Linked DNA regions of Mus musculus: region 1 is linked to region 2. The links are chromatin loops, found by intact Hi-C in ENCODE. Cell type or tissue: heart. All regions are shown on one strand. Each heading gives the region's core, and the rest is flanking DNA. Links, peaks and the distances in the headings are about the cores only. Region 1 has its middle 8.0 kb from the start of Platr27. Region 2 has its middle 21 kb from the start of Snhg17.

Region 1 (8,330 bases), core at 141-8,140, 740 kb after region 2:
GATCAACCCTCAGTCTGTCTGTCTGTCTGTCTGTCTGTCTGTCTGTTTCATTTTGGTTTATTGAGGCAGGGTCTCACTATGTAGCTCTGGCTAACCTAGGACTCACTATGTAGACCAGGCTGTCCTCAAACTCTACCTGCTTCAGAAAAGCTGCTACTCTGCCTCTGGAAAGCTGAGGTTAGAGACAGACAGGTGGCAGCCTTACCCACCGCGATCGGCCAGAAAGCTTTCTTGACTCTCCAGGGCTCACCGGGGCTCAAGATTGTTCACTTACAGAAATTTTAGATTTTGTAATCATACATCAAGCATCCCGGCCTGAAGAGGCTCACATTTAGGTTCAAGAGAGACTGAGTGAACTAATGTCCTTCCTAACATCATTCACACCGTACTGACAAACCCTGGTGGAAGATCTGTGCCTGAGTCTGCACAGGGCTTGCACTTGGCTGGGTATGGCAGGCCTGCCTGCTGTTTTCTTTGGAGCAGGAACTAATCTCTGCCCTTCCAAGTGAGGAGATGAAATTTTGGTGTAAGCCGGGCAGTGGTGGCGCATCATCTTTAACCCCAGCACTTGGGAGGCAGAGGCAGGCAGATTTCTGAGTTTGAGGCCAGCCTGGTCTACAGAGTGATTCCAGGACAGCCAGGGCTACACAGAGAAACCCTGTCTCAGAAAAGGAAAAAAAAAAAGTATTTGGTGTGCATCCAAACTGATGATGTAGACTGTGTCTTTTAACCCTGGAATGAACTCACCCTAAGAGGCACCTAGGAAGCAAGGCCATGTGCCAACACTTTCCACAGGCACGAAGGGTCCGGAACTGCTTGCTCTCTCCCTCTCCCCAGCCATTCAGAAGTTCTCTATAATCACCAGAAATTAGAATCACAGACGTGTGAGACCAGAGGGGACGCCACAGCCGGCTCCCATCAATTGTTGAACTTCTCGCTAGCATCCTCATTCCCTTGACCTGTTTGAATTCCTTCAGTGTCCAGAGCTTGTCTCTAAGCAAGACCCTTCCCAAAGCTCGACTCTGAACGCCTCTAATCATGCTGGTGGACAGAGCAAATCTTCCTTTGCCCCTGATCATAAACAGACAGCTACAAGGCGCCTCTCCGGTATACACTGGAGACACAAAAGAAGTCACACCCTGCCAGGGACCCCGAAGAGTCAGCAGTGAGATAAAAGAATTCTCTGCCCATTCAGAGGATTCCCCTACTCCTCAGAGATGCCCCCAAAGTGGCAGGTAATGTCAGAAACGCCTCTGAAATGTCCAGATCTCTCAGGGTGTAGGACAAGGTCCTACCAAGACAAAGCACCACTCAGGAAGAATCCTCAAACTGTCTGCAGCCTCCCTCACTCCCACAGCAGGCCCCTCCCCCAGACGAACCCAGACAAGCCTGAAGGCTGAGGGAGGTCTGACTTGGAACCCCACCCCACCCCCACTCCCCCACCCCCAGTCCATCACTAGGGCTGGACTCCACAGTCTGCACTCAGCTCCCACTTTCTCAAAGCTATAGGAGGCTCCGCGCAGTCCCAGGCCGCTGGAGGGGGTGGACAGCTGGGCTGGGTGATGGGTGGTTTTAATATTTAAACACAGCTTCCTGCTGTACAGCCACAGGCGAAGGCAGCTGTGTTCTTTTTCTTCTCCTTCTCTGCTTCCTTCCTTCTTCTTCTTCTTCTTCTTCTTTTTTTTTTCTTTTTTTTAATCTTTAATGTCTCCCGCCAGGCGCTGGTGGGGAGGCGTCAGTCCTGCACCATATATCAAAGGATTGCCACAGCTGGAGGGATATTTGGAGCATTCCCAGACAATCCATTGTGTATAAATATATAGATATATATATATAGGTTTCATTATCCCCTTCAGGGCTGCCAGAGAATATATTCTTTTAATATGTATAATATATTTGAGCTGCTATGCGACTCAAGGGAGGAGGGAAGGGCTGCCATTGACATTTCCCAGGCATTTCCAGGGAGAGAGAGAGAGAGAGAGAGAGAGAGAGAGAGAGAGAGAGAGAGAGAGCTGACTTTGGGAAGGGGATCTCAGAATCATGTTGTAGGGTTTTAAATGTAACCCCAGCCTCGTGCCCAGGCCCCACTTGGGTGTTTTCTTGGTCCTCTAAAGAGATGTGTGTGATCTTTTTGAGTAGCTGTGGTTTCCTGCTATTCAGAGGTGATCTGCTGTACGGTAGATTTGAGCAGCATCTTCTGTGACCATCACAGTGAATACCAGTGGAAGTTTAAGGGCATGTGCTTGCTACCTGACCTTGGGCGGGCTGCACATACCGTACCCTCTGAAGCCCAGTGCTCCATCTATAGGTGGAGCCAGCAGGATGAGTAGTGAGCTCAGATAGGGACAGCCCCAGAGTGGAAGGAGATGGCTCAGCCAGGTTCGCTTGCACTAAAGGAGATGGGACCTGAAGGAGGAGTCCCACAAAGCTCGAAGAAAGAGAATGTCCCACAGGCCTCTCCAGCCTGCCCAGGCAAAGGGTGTCTAGGCCATGTGAAACCCATGCAGGCTAGGTCACTGGCTACAGACTTCCCGTGGCCGCTTTCCTAGGTGCACAAGAATCATGTTGTTCTCTGTGTGGAGGATAATTTAGAAATGAGGTCAAAAGATAAAGATGCTTCGTTGTACTGGCATTCCCCGCCACTGCCTCAGCCCTCACCTGGGTCTGGAAGAGGAGGTCAAAGGTCACCAGAGTGCTCTGGTGCAGGGGTTTTCCAAGAGTTGGTGCAGCTGAGAAGTTCTCAGCCTCATCTGGACTCAAGGATGAGGTCTGCCATGCAACCAGTGTGATCTGAGGCCAGGCTGAGATCTGGAGCCCAATACTTGCCTGTAGAACTTCAACTCACTCACCCACTCACGACTCCCATCTCCCACACTGACCCCCACCCCAGAGCAGGGCAAAGGAGGAGGGGTGGAGTCCAAGATTCTGTTCTGGTTTGCCTTCTGCCTACAGTTCATGCAAGCCTCCCCCATCCCCCACCACACACACACACACACACACCTTGGTCAAAGGTGCCTCTGTCCACCAGCCAGCACCCTTGCCTGTCTCCTCCCTCTCAACCCTGCTGTAACGTCCACCCATAGACCCCCTGAATTATGCCATCAGTTTCCTAGGGACTTCGGGCTCCCAACAGATCCCACCCAGCACCACAGACGCTTTCAGGAGAACGACTCTGATCTTTCCTTTTCTGTGTCGCTCCTGCTTGCCTGGCCTCGATGTGGCTAGGCCGCATCTCCCAGCTCATGGCTTAAACGCTGCATCGTTAGCCTTTCTCCACTTAATCAATCAATGAATCAGCTGGTTTTTAAAAAGAAATTTATTCTTTTAAAAAAATGATTATACATACATATTCAAGTACACTGTTGCAGTCCTCAGACACCAGAAGAAGGCATCAGATCCCATTACAGATGGTTGTGAGTCACCATGTGGTTGCTGGAAATTGAACTCAGAACCTCTAGAAGAGCAGTCGGTGCTCTTAACTGCTGAGCCACCTCTCCAGTCCCCCAATCGATTAATTTTTAAGACAGGATGTTTTTTATGTAACCGAGGCTAGCCTCAAACTTGCTATTTTTCAGTCTTAGCCTCTCACAAACTAGGATTGCAGATGTGCATGGCCTTGCCTAGTTCCCATTGTGGCTTCTATCATTACTATCTGTAACTGGTGCTCACTAGTTAGACCATCTCTCCCACCCCTGGAAAGGCAGACCCTGAGACAAAGCCTGGCTTCCCTGTTTCCTGCCTTGTGCCTAGCAAGCAGCAGAAGGCCTGGCCCACAGTGGGGGCTGGAAGAGTAGGGGGAGAGCACCTGATTGCACAGCACATCCTGAGAGATCCAACCTTGGACTCAGATGGCTGTCTCACTGTCCAGATACACAAAATCTGGGAATGGGCAAGACCTCTGGCTGTGCCCAGCCACCTCTGAAGTCTCGGGGTTGAGAAAGGATGTTAGAGAGGCAGGAAGGGAGCAGGAGGTATCTGTTTCCCAAGATGCCTGTGTTACAGAACATGGAGAGGAGGGGGCATGAACGGTGGCTCACACACTTCCTTAGCAGCTTCAGATCTCTGAAGGGAGAGGGGTCATTAAATCCAAGCCCTTGCTTATGAGTGGCTCTAGGCAGCCCAGTTAGGGAAAAGCACTCCCTACTTTCTCCACGTGTGCACCCATGAAGTCTAAAGAGAGGTTTTGTGTTATGGAACTGGGATTTAAAAGATTAAGTAGTCTCCTTCCACAATCTCACTTTATTTTTCAGAGCAGAGGGGATGCGATAGCCTCAGCCGGTCTGAGCGTGGTCTCTCCGCGGAGCGTTGGCGCCCCCTGGTGGAGAGCGGTGAACACGCAGCCAGACTCTTCACCTGCCTGAGACCCGACTTGACAGGGGGCGCAAGTTCTAATCACTGTCCGGAAAGTCCTTTGCGGAGAAATTCACAGACAGGTAAACACCCACCGCCCCAAAGGTGCAGACCACTCAAGTATAGGGGAGCTGCCACGATGCCAGCTCCCCTATACTTGAGCAGATGGCATTTACAAAGTAAAATGCTACTGTTGGTAGAAATGCAGATAGGGCTTTGTGTACCTAGTTCCCCTGGGGTAGGAGGATGTAGATGGGGCCAGGCTTCCCCAGGGACAAGCAAGGAGGCAGGGGCACCACCCATCTCAGCATCTCACCAGCCCTCACTCAGGCTGTGGTTTCAGGCCTCTTCTGGGTGCTCTCCCGCCCTCGGGGACTTTGGCCTGTAGGGGAGAAAGAAGAATACCAGGATCCAGTGTCCTGGTGCAAGCCCTTAGATTTGACATTAGGGTTGCTAGCTTTTCACGGTATAGACAGTGCCTTGTGCTTGCTGAGCAGTTCTTATGGGCAGAGCAGGTCCAGCCCTAGCCCTGACCTCCATGGAATTATGGTCAAAAGGAGAAAGAAACTAAAAGCTGGCTAGCTAAAATGTAATTTCTGCAACTCCTATAGGCAGAGGCAGGGGAATCCCTGGAGCAAGCTGGCTAAGTTGACTAGGTGGAATTAGCAAGCTCTGGGCTCAGCTAGAGAGTCTGCCTCAATAAATAGAGAAGAGACTAAGGAAGGAAGAAGACACCTGATGTCAACTTCGAGCTTACACACACACACACACACACACACACACACACACACACACACGTGCACGGGGCAGGGGAATAAGCAATTACACAGATAAAGCAAGGCTAGTCAATAACCCATCAATTGCTACTAACATGGGAAAGGAATAAAACCACATACCCCTATGCGGGTGGCACCAGTATGCCTTGTCCCAGAATCTCACGTTGAATTTAATCCTCATGGTACTCCATTAAGAGGTGGGACCATCACAAGGTGGCTGGGGCTCCACCCCCACTGTGTAGATAGACTTATTTGTGAGATTGGAGTTTGAAGGAATTAATAGTTTCTCAGAAGAGTGGGCTTGCTGTAAGAACCAGTGTGGCCGATTCTGCCACCTGCTTCCTGTATCTTACCTGTGCCACACCAGAACTCTGTCAACAAAGCCATCTGCAGAGCTATTCTTTGCTCCTTGGGCCAGAGCCATGAGCTAGGACAAACCTTTCTGTCATAGCTCATTACCTGCAAGTGTTGGGGTGGGGGGGAGAGGAAGAGAGAGGAGGAGAGGGAGAGAGAGTATGTGCTAATGTTTTCATTTGTGAGTTTATGTGTCTTAGTTAGGGGTCTATTGCTGTGATAAAACACCATGACCAAAAAGCAGCTTGGGGAGGAAAGGGTTTATTTCAGCTTACAACTCCAAGGGAAGTCAGGGTAGGACCCTGGAGGCAGGGCTGATGCAGAGGCAATGGGGAATATTTTTTACTGGCTTGCTCACCCATGGCTTGCTCAGCCTGCTTTCTTATAGCACCCAGAACCACCTCCCAAGGGTGACATTGCCCCCGTGAGCTGGGCCCTCAGGACTAAGGATTCATCAATCAAGAAAAAACATCACAAAAAAAAAAAAAAAGAAAAAAAGAAAGAAAATACATCACAGACCTGCCCAGGGGCCTGTCAAGTGGGGTTATTTTCTCAGTTGAAGTTCCCTCTTCCAAAGAGAAGCTAGCTTGTGTCAAGTTGACTTAAAAGTAGCCAGTACAACATGAGGGAGTGCACTGCCATTCCCACAAGCTCCTGGGACTCACTGAGAGACCCTGCCTCAGTGAAGAAGGTAAAAGAGCAATGGGAGATAATTCACAAAATCAACCAACCTCAGGCTTCCACATCAGCGGTTCTCCGCCTTCCTAATGCCAGGGCATTTAATACAGTCCCTCATGCTGTGGCGAACCCCACCCCACCCCCACCCCCACCCCCACCCCCCACCCCCTCCAACCATAAAGCTATTTTGTTGTTACTTCATAAGTATAATTTTGCAACTGTTGCGAATCACAATGTAAATATCTGATATTTGATCCCAAAGGGGTCAAGACCCACAGGCAGAGAGCCACTGTTGCACATGCATGCCCACCTAGAGGGAGAGGGAGTTGAGAGTCTCATGAGCCCAGGTTGCAGCTGAAGTTGACTGTGAACTCCCCATACCCCTGTTTCTGCTTCCTGGTGGCTGGGATTGCTGGTGAGCACCACTGCATGCTACTGCTTTGGGTTTCTCTAGTCTATTCCTCTCCTGTGGGGTGGGGGGGTGGGGGGGTGGGGGGTCGGGGGTGGGTTGCTAGGGATGGAACCCAGAACCTCACACACCAGGCAATCCCTTTGCCTCTGCTCTGAGCAGGATGCCTGTCCATTCCATGTCTACCCCTCTGCCAGCACAGCACTGACTAGGTTTCCATAGCTATCAATTCAAGTTATTCCCCCACTTTGTTCTCCTGGGCTTTATGATCTGGGGGCTTGTGCCTTTCTACATAGACATTAAAATAGGTTGGTTGGTTTGTTTTTTATGCCTATGGAAAGCTTTTCTGGGATTTTTATGGGAATTGCACTAAAAATGTAGATCATCTGGGGAGAACTGCCATTTTCCTATGTTAATTCGGATCCAGGAGCACAGTCAGCCACTTAAAACCTCTCTGATTCTGCCCTTCAGTATTTTGTAATTTTCTAAGTACACTCTCTGCAGGTGTGTGAGTCTCTCTCTCTTTGGAAACATTGTGTATGGTATTGTTTTCATTCGAGGCTCCATATGGTCGCTTTGTTAGAAACAAATCAAAGTTCCTGAGTCTTAAGAGATTGATTCCCAGGAGGTTCCATTTCCCTAGAAAATGGGCGGCTGTGGCAGAGCATCTCCCTCCCTGCCGGAAAGAGAGACAGACACCTCTTCAAAATTGTAACTTTCCTTGAATCCATCCGAGAACTGAGGTCACATGGCCACCAGGCAGATCAGATTCTGAAGGGCGACCACCTGCTTGAAGAAACATTCAGGACCCACTGCAGGGTCCGTTGAAGCTGCTCTAGGAACAAGCCACCCTGTGGGAGCCTGAAATCTGTGGAGTAACTTGGTATACACCCTCCCACACACACATTCACACTCTTATACACACTCAACACACATATCTGCTTTCTCCATACATACTCATATATACATACACATATTTTGCCACATACATGTATATTCTTACATTTACATACATACACACGTCACATCACATCACATGAAATGACCTGAGACTTCCAGGGGTCACAACTAGACTAGTGGGTCTTCCAAGGCTCAACACAGTGACTGAGGCAGACAGCATCTCATATGCTGCTCCCACTTAACACTGCAGCTGGAGAGACTCAAAACTCAGCCCGCCTGCCCTGGGCTCGCCCTGGGTGGGGATGGGGCATGACAGAGTACAGGCAGTTTCAGACAACTCTTATCTCAGGACATCCTGCCCAGTAGACATTCTTGTCATTCTTGACAAGTACAGCAGGAAAAACATGAGATTGGCTTCATCCAAGGCCACCCAGGGAGCCCTTCTCCCATAAATGCCTTGAACCCAGTTGCTTTCCAGAATCGTCTATTCTATAGCTCAAAAGCAAGACATTCTTGGAAGGAGGACAAGAATGCCTTAGGCCCCGCAACTTCTGGAGAAATGCAGACACAAGCGTGGTGTGGTCTTGGAGGGAGGAAGGAGGTCTTATTCCATGGAAGGGACCCGCTACTGAAGAAGCATTTGTCTTGCAGGGTATCAGGTCGCTGAATCACCCATGTGACAATGTTGCAAAGTGGGGCCTTTGGAAGGTGACCAAAGTCTTCATGTAACCTTATAGCAAAGATACCAAAGAGCTAGCTGGCTCCTACTAGGTGAGGCCTTGGCTAAAGGCACTAATGCTTTCACTGCCAGCTTGGCATAGATTACAGGTGACTGTAATCTATGCCAAAGGACTGTCCAGATC
Region 2 (8,330 bases), core at 35-8,034:
CTGGGGCTCCCGGCCTGGCCTAGAATCAGCCTCAGTCCCAGTAAAAGAACTCTGTCTTTAAAAAAGAAAAAACTAGGGAGATACCTCCTCAGGAGTGACATCTCAGGATATTGTCTGGTCTTCATGCATACACATGCACCCATGTACATTTGAACATAGACAAACATGCAAAAATTGGGGGAGGGATGAGATGGATCAACAGGAGAAAGGACTACCATACAACCTGACAACTTGTGTTCAATCTCTGGAACATATACATAATCACACACACACACACACACACACACACACACACACACACACACACACAGGCATGCACGCACACCAATAATAAAGTTTTTTATTTGTTTGAGATCGGGTCTTTCTTTCTATGTACACCAGGCTAGCCTCTATCTCACAATAATCCATATCCCTCTGCCTTCCCAGCACTAGAATTAAAGGCCAACCAACTCACAACTAAGCTTAAATGTGAATGAATGATGAGAAGCCAGCCTGGAGACCAGACGGGAGATCCTGGCTGGACTATGCCACACAATGCATGCTCTAGGCAGTACAGTGCTAAACAACTTATTTTCTTTTTTAAAGAGATATTTATTCGCTGGGTGGTAGTGGCACATGCCTTTAATCCCAGCACTTGGGAGGCAGAGGCAGGTGGATTTCTGAGTTCGAGGCCAGCCTGGTCTACAGAGTGAGTTCCAGGACAGCCGGGGCTACACAGAGAAACCCTGTCTAGAAAACAAACAAACAAAAAAGATATATTTATTCCCTTTTTATGTATATGAGTACAGTGTAGCTGCCTTTAGACACACTAGAAGAGGGAATTATATGCATTATAGATGGTTGTGGGCCACCATGTGGGTGCTTGGAGTTGAACTCAGGACCTCTGGAAGAATAGTCAGTGCTCTTAACCTCTGAGCCATCTCTCCAGCCTGCTAAACATTTTCATAAGGTGGGCATGCGGTTATAGCTGCTGGGATCCGGAAATGCGATTGACTTGCACCCTGTAAGTTCTCCTTATTGTCTGCTCAGTCGTTGCTCTAAGGAAACTGTGTCCCAACTTCAGACTGCATAGATTGCGTTGCCTATTTTTGAAAGTTACATAAATGGAGCGCACACAGCACAAGGTCCTTTGTGTCTGGCTTTCTCTGAGCATTGTATTGGAGAACTCATGCATTGCTGTTGCCCTGGGAACACTTACGCCAATCTCAGAGCTTGAGGAACAGCTGGAGGGAAATGGTGCGTGAGATGGACAGACACTGCTTGCCACCAGTGCATGCTGGGAGAGAGCATAGCCAGACAGGGCTGTGGGTGCAGGTGTCCATGTCCAGGCCATGTAGCTGCTAGCCTAGCACATTCACACTGGAATTGCAACCCTAACACACAGAGCCAACATTCTGTGTCCAGATGGATAGCTAATATTCTCTAGATAGCAGCCATCTTTGGGCCCACAAGTCTTTTTTTTTTTTTTTTTGAGACAGGGTTTCTCTGTGTAGCCTTGGCTGTCCTGGAACTCACTCTGTAGACCAGGCTGGCCTCGAACTCAGAAATCCGCCTGCCTCTGCCTCCCGAATGCTGGGATTATAGGTGTGCGCCACCATGCTCAGCTTGGGCCCACAAGTCTTACAATTTGTATCCCCAACAGTCCTTTCACTGAAAATTGCTCCTTATCACACATTGCTTATGTCTTTAAATTTTTTTTTTTTAATTTTAGTTTTTTAAGACAAGGTTTCACTATGGCCTAGAACTCACTATGTAGAGCAGGCTGGATTTGAACTCATAGAGGTCCATCAACACTATCTCGGGAGTGCTAGAATTACAGTCCTGTGCCATCATTCCTGGTCAGTTAATTACTCTTTACATTTTAAATGTCCATAGACAGGTAGACATCTTTCCTTTTCGCAGGTCTCCACGAATCCACAGTCTACAACTTACATGACACCACTGAGCCATTTGGGGGAAGTCTTTCCTGCACCCCTCTCGCTCTGACACATTTATTTTGCAACGTTTCTTATCATAATCATCACCTCACTTTCTAAATGCTACCTCCTAAATGGAAGAAAGTGAGGCTGGATCAGCTGCCATTGTCCTGTTACCACAAAGAAAGAGGCTGGATGTGGCTGAAGCATCCCTGGGGGCTCGGGGACAGGGGGAGAGAAAGGGAACTGCCTGTGAGTTCCTGTCTCTAAGCCCAGCCTGAAGTCTGATCTCAGTTTCAGTGCCATGAACTGGAGGGGCTCTTTTATGCCACAACTGACCTTACTGATTTTCTGGAGCCTAGGGGACAAATCTCATGAGATCTATTGAGTGAAGAGACCTCAGAGGTCAAGAGAGGTAGCCGATCTCTAGACTCCACAGAACTTGAGATCCAGTCCCAATGGCAGTTTGTCCATTTGCAGGTCATCATTTCTGAATCTCACTGGTGGATGGAGAGGCCCCAGGACAGTCAGTCAATGGGCCCAACTCTTTGTGGGAGCTTCCTTGGATGAAACCAGGCAGGAGGGGCTGGTACCTATCTTTGGTCTTCATATGTGTGACCATCTGTGTCTGTCACTTCCGAGCCTTCTGGAAATGATGACTTCTTTAGGAAGAACCCGCTGTGCAGAATCTGGCTGCCACAGTCGGAAGGAGAGACTGAAGAAAGTTGGACAAACCTGAGATTTCACAGGATGCAAACTGTCAGAGACTCCAGATAGGGACATATGTTGGGAAGCAGTGACACAGGACGGTCACTGCCTCTAGACAGGAAAAGGGAATCTATAGTTTTTGTTCTTGTCTGTGCCCATCTTTTTCTCTGCCTTCATGGCTCTGCTCCTATCCGTCTGCATGTCTACTCTGCTGCCTCTACCCATTCTCCAGGTTGCCAATCTCCTCCCTTGCCCTAACAAACCTCCTTACACCAGATCTGTTGCATGTCATAACTACCCGGCACACCTTGGCATATATTTCACAGTGTCCACCAAGGTGGACACTTTTATGTGATTCAGACAACTCTTAAATGTATTTTATTTTAATTAGTTACTTTATTTTTCCAAAACAGGTTTTCTCTGTGTAATATCCCTGACACTCCTGGATGAAACTTACTTCATAGACTAGGCTGGTCTCAAACTCACAGAGATCTTCCTGGCTCTACTTTCCAAGTGTTAGGATGAAAGGCATGGACCACCACTGCCTGGCCTTATATTTTAATTTTTAGTTTTTTGTTATTGATTTTATTTTATTTGTCTCTTGTGATTTTATCTGTACTGTGGGCCTCACCTTATCTGCCACCTAGGGCACAGGAGGGAGAGAATCGAAATGACCAACATCACTCTTGCATAAGTCCAGCTGAATGAACAAGTCAACAAGTCCACACTGAGTCAAGGGTGACAGAGGACTAAGTGTGAGCTGCAGTCACAGGTCAGGTTGGGGATCTGATCTGAACAGCCAGCCAGGCCACTGCACAAGGTAGTGTCACAGCAAGTGACCTGCACAGAGTGGCCATGCCTTACAGAGACACACAGAAGCGTTTACAAGGCAGACTGGGGCTGTGGTGATCTATGGTGTGCATTGTCAACTTGACAGGGTCCAGAATCATTTAGAAAACAAACCTCTGGGTTTGGCTGTGATGGGTTATCTAGATTAGGTTAAGTTGGGACGACTCACTTTTCCTGTGGGGAGCAACACTTCATAGCCTGAGGTACCAGGCTGAATGGAAAGGAGATGGCAGGCTAAGCACCAGCGATCATCTCTTTTTTTCATTGTAGATGCAATGTGACCAGCTTCCTCAAGCTCCCAGCATCCCGACTTCTAAACCATGATGACTGTACCCTCAAACTGTGAGCCAAAAGAAACCCCCTCTCTCTGTACACTACCTTTATCAGGGTGTTTTGTCACAGCAACAAGACAAGTGACTAACACAGTGTGTTCCCATGATAGAAACACCAGACGCCATGTTACTTAACAATCAGTCAACCTTAAATTAAATCAACAGTAGAAAGGACACAAAGACCAAACACCCAAAACACTTGGCACCCCCTCTTCAGTTCCATGTGAGAGCAACGGGAAGTCAAAATTGCAAGTTCAAATTCAAATGAGAAAAAAAGAAACAAACCAAAAACACATTGCATCAAAAGTGATGAGATCCAAGGGCTGGAGAGATGGCTCAGGGGTTAAGAGCACTGGCTGCTCTTGCAGAGGACCCACCTGGCAGCCCACATCCTCTGCAGACACCAGGCACACATGTGTGCATAGACATACATTCTGACAAACACTCATACACATAAAATAAAAATAAATCTTTTTTTTAAAGTGATGCGATTCAGCTAAGATCGAATTGAAAGGAAAATGTCATTTCTGAAAAAGAAGAAAACAGATGAATGAAAGATGAATTCAACTCATAAAGACATAAAGAGAGCAGCAAAATAGATGTGAGAAAAGACGGATTGAAAACAGGAAGAAACGAATGAATCCCGGTCCTTCACTAAAATAAATAAGATTAACTGAAGAGCTGCGTTCTGGGCCACAGCCTCTAGAGGGCGCCACGAGGCAGCCTAAGGAGGGCCAAAACAATATACTCAGAGGAAGTCCAATTAGCATGGAGGACAGAAGAATAAGCACAAGACAGTTAATATGCATTTTAATTGCATAAATAATGCATGGGTGCATATTTACTGGAGATAGAAGTCAAATAAAAAGAATAGGCAGAGCAAAATGCAGAGGCCCTCTTTACAGGGTCTCCAGGGCCGCCATGGCAGATTGCCCCAGCCTGGGTGATTGGTGACTAGAAGCAGAGATGGAGGCCTTGGAAGGGACCCATTCTTCAGAGGCCGCTCTCCTTGGCCTCATGCTGTTGTCTCCCTGGGCGTAAGCACCCGGGTGTCTCTGCTCACCTGTATTTCCTCTACTCCTGCTTGGTGAGATTGGACCAGGTGCCCCGATTGCTGGATTTTAATTCAGTCAAATTCCCAAAGGCTATATGTCTCCAATCACAGTCCCATTCTGAGGTGCAGGGTGGAGGTGGGCAGAGGGGTGAGGCCAGAGCTTCCACTTGGAAGATCACAGATCAGCTAGTGACACTGTCTTCCACGGGGATCGCTTCAACTTCTAGAATTCTTTCCAGGAGTCACGTGATTGTCCACGTCCGTGGGGCCAGCACAGTCAAACCAAGGCTAGGTGGGTTCAGCATCACCCCTTCCTATGTCTAAGTACTATGGTCAAATCCTACTAGGCAACACTGTTCTCTTAGCCAAGCAAGCATGTTTTGGTAGAGAACTGGAAAACTAGAGTACTTAAAACAATGTAATGCGGGCTGGAGAGGTGGCTCAGCGGTTAAGAGCACTGACTGCTCTTCCAGAGGTCCTGAGTTCAAATCACAGCAACCCATGACGACTGACAACCATTTATAACTGGATCTGATGTCCTCTTCTGACACATTAGTGCACATGCAGATAGAGTACGTATATACATACAATAAATAAATCGAAAAAGAAACTCAATGCTAATTTCCTTTAAAAGCAGGGTGATTTACTGAAAAATATAAGCTTAAGAAAACAAATGTCAAGAATTGACTACAAAGGCTATTAATGTCTGGGAACCAACCGGAAATGGTTGGAAGGAGCCAAGGATCCATCCAAGATGGGTGACGGATGATGTCAACATTCTTTCTGATGCTCTCAAGTGATTTCAAAGGCCAATGAGGGGTGCCACATGAGCCCGTGTTACTGATGAGCAAGCTGAGACCCTGAAGACAGTATTTTGACTGGAGGATGTAAGACTGTCTGTTAAAAGGATCATGCACAGATCTGTTCTGTAAATACCAGTATATGGCGACTGAGCTCTTTGGTAAAATGAACTGTGACTATTGAGAGCCAGGGTTCTCTGTTAAGAAAAAAAAAGTTACAAATAAGGAGGGTTGAGGGGTATAGGTGAGTGGTAGAGCCCTTGCCTAGCTCTTGTGAGGCTCCGAGTTCAAAAATAGGCAAATAAGAAAGAACTAGAATGAACTCTGTGTAGTGTTGGGTTGGAATCAGGAATGGTGGTAGAAAACCACGGTTGTGCTGGGCGTAATGCCAGCACTTGGGAGGCAAAGACAGGTGAATTTCTGAGTTGGAGGCCAGCCTGGTCTACAGAGTGAGTTCCAGGACAGCCAGGGCTATACAGAGAAACCCTGTCTTGGAAAAAAAAAAAAAGAAACAAAGAAACAAACAAACAAAAAGAAAACCATGGAGCTGGAGAGATGGCTCAGTGGTTAAGCGTACCGATTGCTCTTCCAAAGGCCCTGAGTTCAAATCCCAGCAACCACGTGGTGGCTCACAACCATCTGTAATGATAACTGAATCTCTTCTGGAGTGTCTGAAGACAGCTACCGTGTACTTACATATAATAAATAAACCTTTAAAAAAAGAAAACCATGGTTTTTACTAAATAAATATACATATACGTATATACACACATAGATGGACAAACACAGAAGCATGAATATCCTTGTTCTGCCCACTCACAAGTCCCACAGGCAATGACACCCAGCAACACCGGGCACATCTTGAGATTTTTCTGGCTGGACCTTGGCCTCTCAGGTTCCTTTGCCAGTAAAAGGAGACAGAGTTGTCTGAGGAGAAGAATAACCTGGGATGTGGTAAGGGAAGTGCCAGGTGAGCCTGGCTCGAATTATGGTGCTCCAGAGCAGGGGAGCATGCCGAAAGGGAAGGGCCAAAACCTGTGCAAGCTTTGGTTCAGGGTCACCCTCTGAAAGGTCTATTCTTATTGCCTTTGGTCTTGGGCTCCCACCTCTGGACTTGACATTTCCTAGCCTATAGACCTTCCAATTCTCTCCTGAAGTCCCCAGACAGTTCAGAGCCTCTGAAAGAGTGAGCACAAAGTGGCTAATCCTTTTACGGTGGTGTCTGTGCTCTGAACAGGAGTGGTCTGTAGGGAAGACAGGGGCAGCTGAGCGTGTGCGGTGTGCGCATTAGAGATCACTTACAGCTGGCAATAAACGGGAGGCTCGTGGCCCAGGGCAGCTCCGTACCACAGGAGGATTGGAGCGTTGGACTAAATGAGGGGACTCAAATCAACAGTACACATGGCCCAACCAGCCCTGCCCTGAATCACAGAAGACGCAGTAACGCCTGCTTCCTGCCCTCAAGGCAATTATAATCTATTTAGGATGTAGACATAAAACACAGGGGAAAGAGATGGCAAAGCACTTAAACAGCAATTCCCAGTCCTGCACCTCCATTAGCTGTCAAACGAACTGCAGCGGTAATGACAAACATTACTGGAATTGTGAACTAGGAGAGGTTATTTGGTTGTAGATGCCTGCTTTCTTCCTGAGGGAAACGAAGGGTTACTCCCATTTGCTGAGCACTTACTACAAAAGGTGGCAATTCCCATACCTTAATGCTCTTGCCTCCAAGTCTCCGTCCATCCTTTTTTATATTTTGTATTAACTAAAGCCAACACTTGTGAATGAGACAAGTTCCAATCTCAGGGCCTAACTGTATCAGAGCTTTATTGGTCCATGCAGCACGGCTTGATTCTGGAAACCTGACTGGGGTAATGAAGGAAAGAAGAGAGGACAGACACACGGACACATGCACAGAAAGGCTGGGGTTAGATGGGCCATGCTGGCTCTGATGGAGCAGCACCAACTATACAAGAACCCAGAATCTCAGAGTATCTACTATGTACGTCCAGCAGGAGAAGGAGGGGTTGGCTAGTCTTGGTGGTTAGTCTCTGTAGGGGAGCACACTGGAGCTGTAAACATCTTGAAAGAGGAAGCTGCCACCATGACTTCTGTATAACATGTCTTCTGCTAACATTCCCACACAGACCAGAGGAAGGCTTTGCCAATTCTGGTGGGTCTGTGGTACCCATCCTTGTTCATAAACATCACACCCTCTGCTTCCCCACAGTATATTTCTGCTGGTATAATGAAGTCCAAATGATGGTGTACGATGCTATGGGTGTCAACATGGGGCTGACAAACAGGAGGTAAGAGGGATGAAGGAAGGTCAGTGTGAAGGGGAGAGGTATAAGAATATCTGCACTCCCAATTCATATGTGTATGGTTTCTTAAGATGGGGCCTTTGCAAGATAAGTGGGTCAGGAGGATGGGGCCCTCACCATGGGGTTAGTGCCCTTACAAGAAGAGATAGAGACTGACTCTCTGACTCTTTGCTTTCTATCAAGTAAGGGTGCAACGAAAAGAGAGCCAACTTTCAACCAGACAGACACCCTCACGGGGCGCTGGATCTGTCAGCACCTTAATCTTGTCTGCCATCGTTTCCAACTGTGAAGAATATTTGCTTATCTCTTAAGCCGTCCAGTCTGGTAACTCTTTAGGGTAGCCC

The links. Hi-C counts contacts between places; a loop is a spot of excess contacts. Peaks named below come from ENCODE experiments on the same cell type or tissue, not always from the same donor. Only the 100,000 strongest peaks of a DNase experiment are listed, where the experiment ranks them.
Region 1: it touches region 2 in a loop (4-fold over the local background); 13 of 42 quality-filtered maps call a loop at or near these places.

What each region holds. Positions count from the first base shown.
Region 1 is chr2:157,601,203-157,609,532 of GRCm38, reverse strand. No RefSeq gene overlaps it. Among named protein-coding and RNA genes, the nearest start is that of Platr27, 8.0 kb to the right of the region's middle. In heart, for the core only: a CTCF peak has its summit at 4,321 (motif pointing left); a DNase peak (open chromatin) is centred at 7,752; H3K27ac peaks cover 460 bases; H3K27me3 peaks cover 3,132 bases.
Region 2 is chr2:158,336,564-158,344,893 of GRCm38, reverse strand. No RefSeq gene overlaps it. Among named protein-coding and RNA genes, the nearest start is that of Snhg17, 21 kb to the left of the region's middle. In heart, for the core only: a CTCF peak has its summit at 4,504 (motif pointing right); no DNase peak of the experiment used is centred there; H3K27me3 peaks cover 796 bases.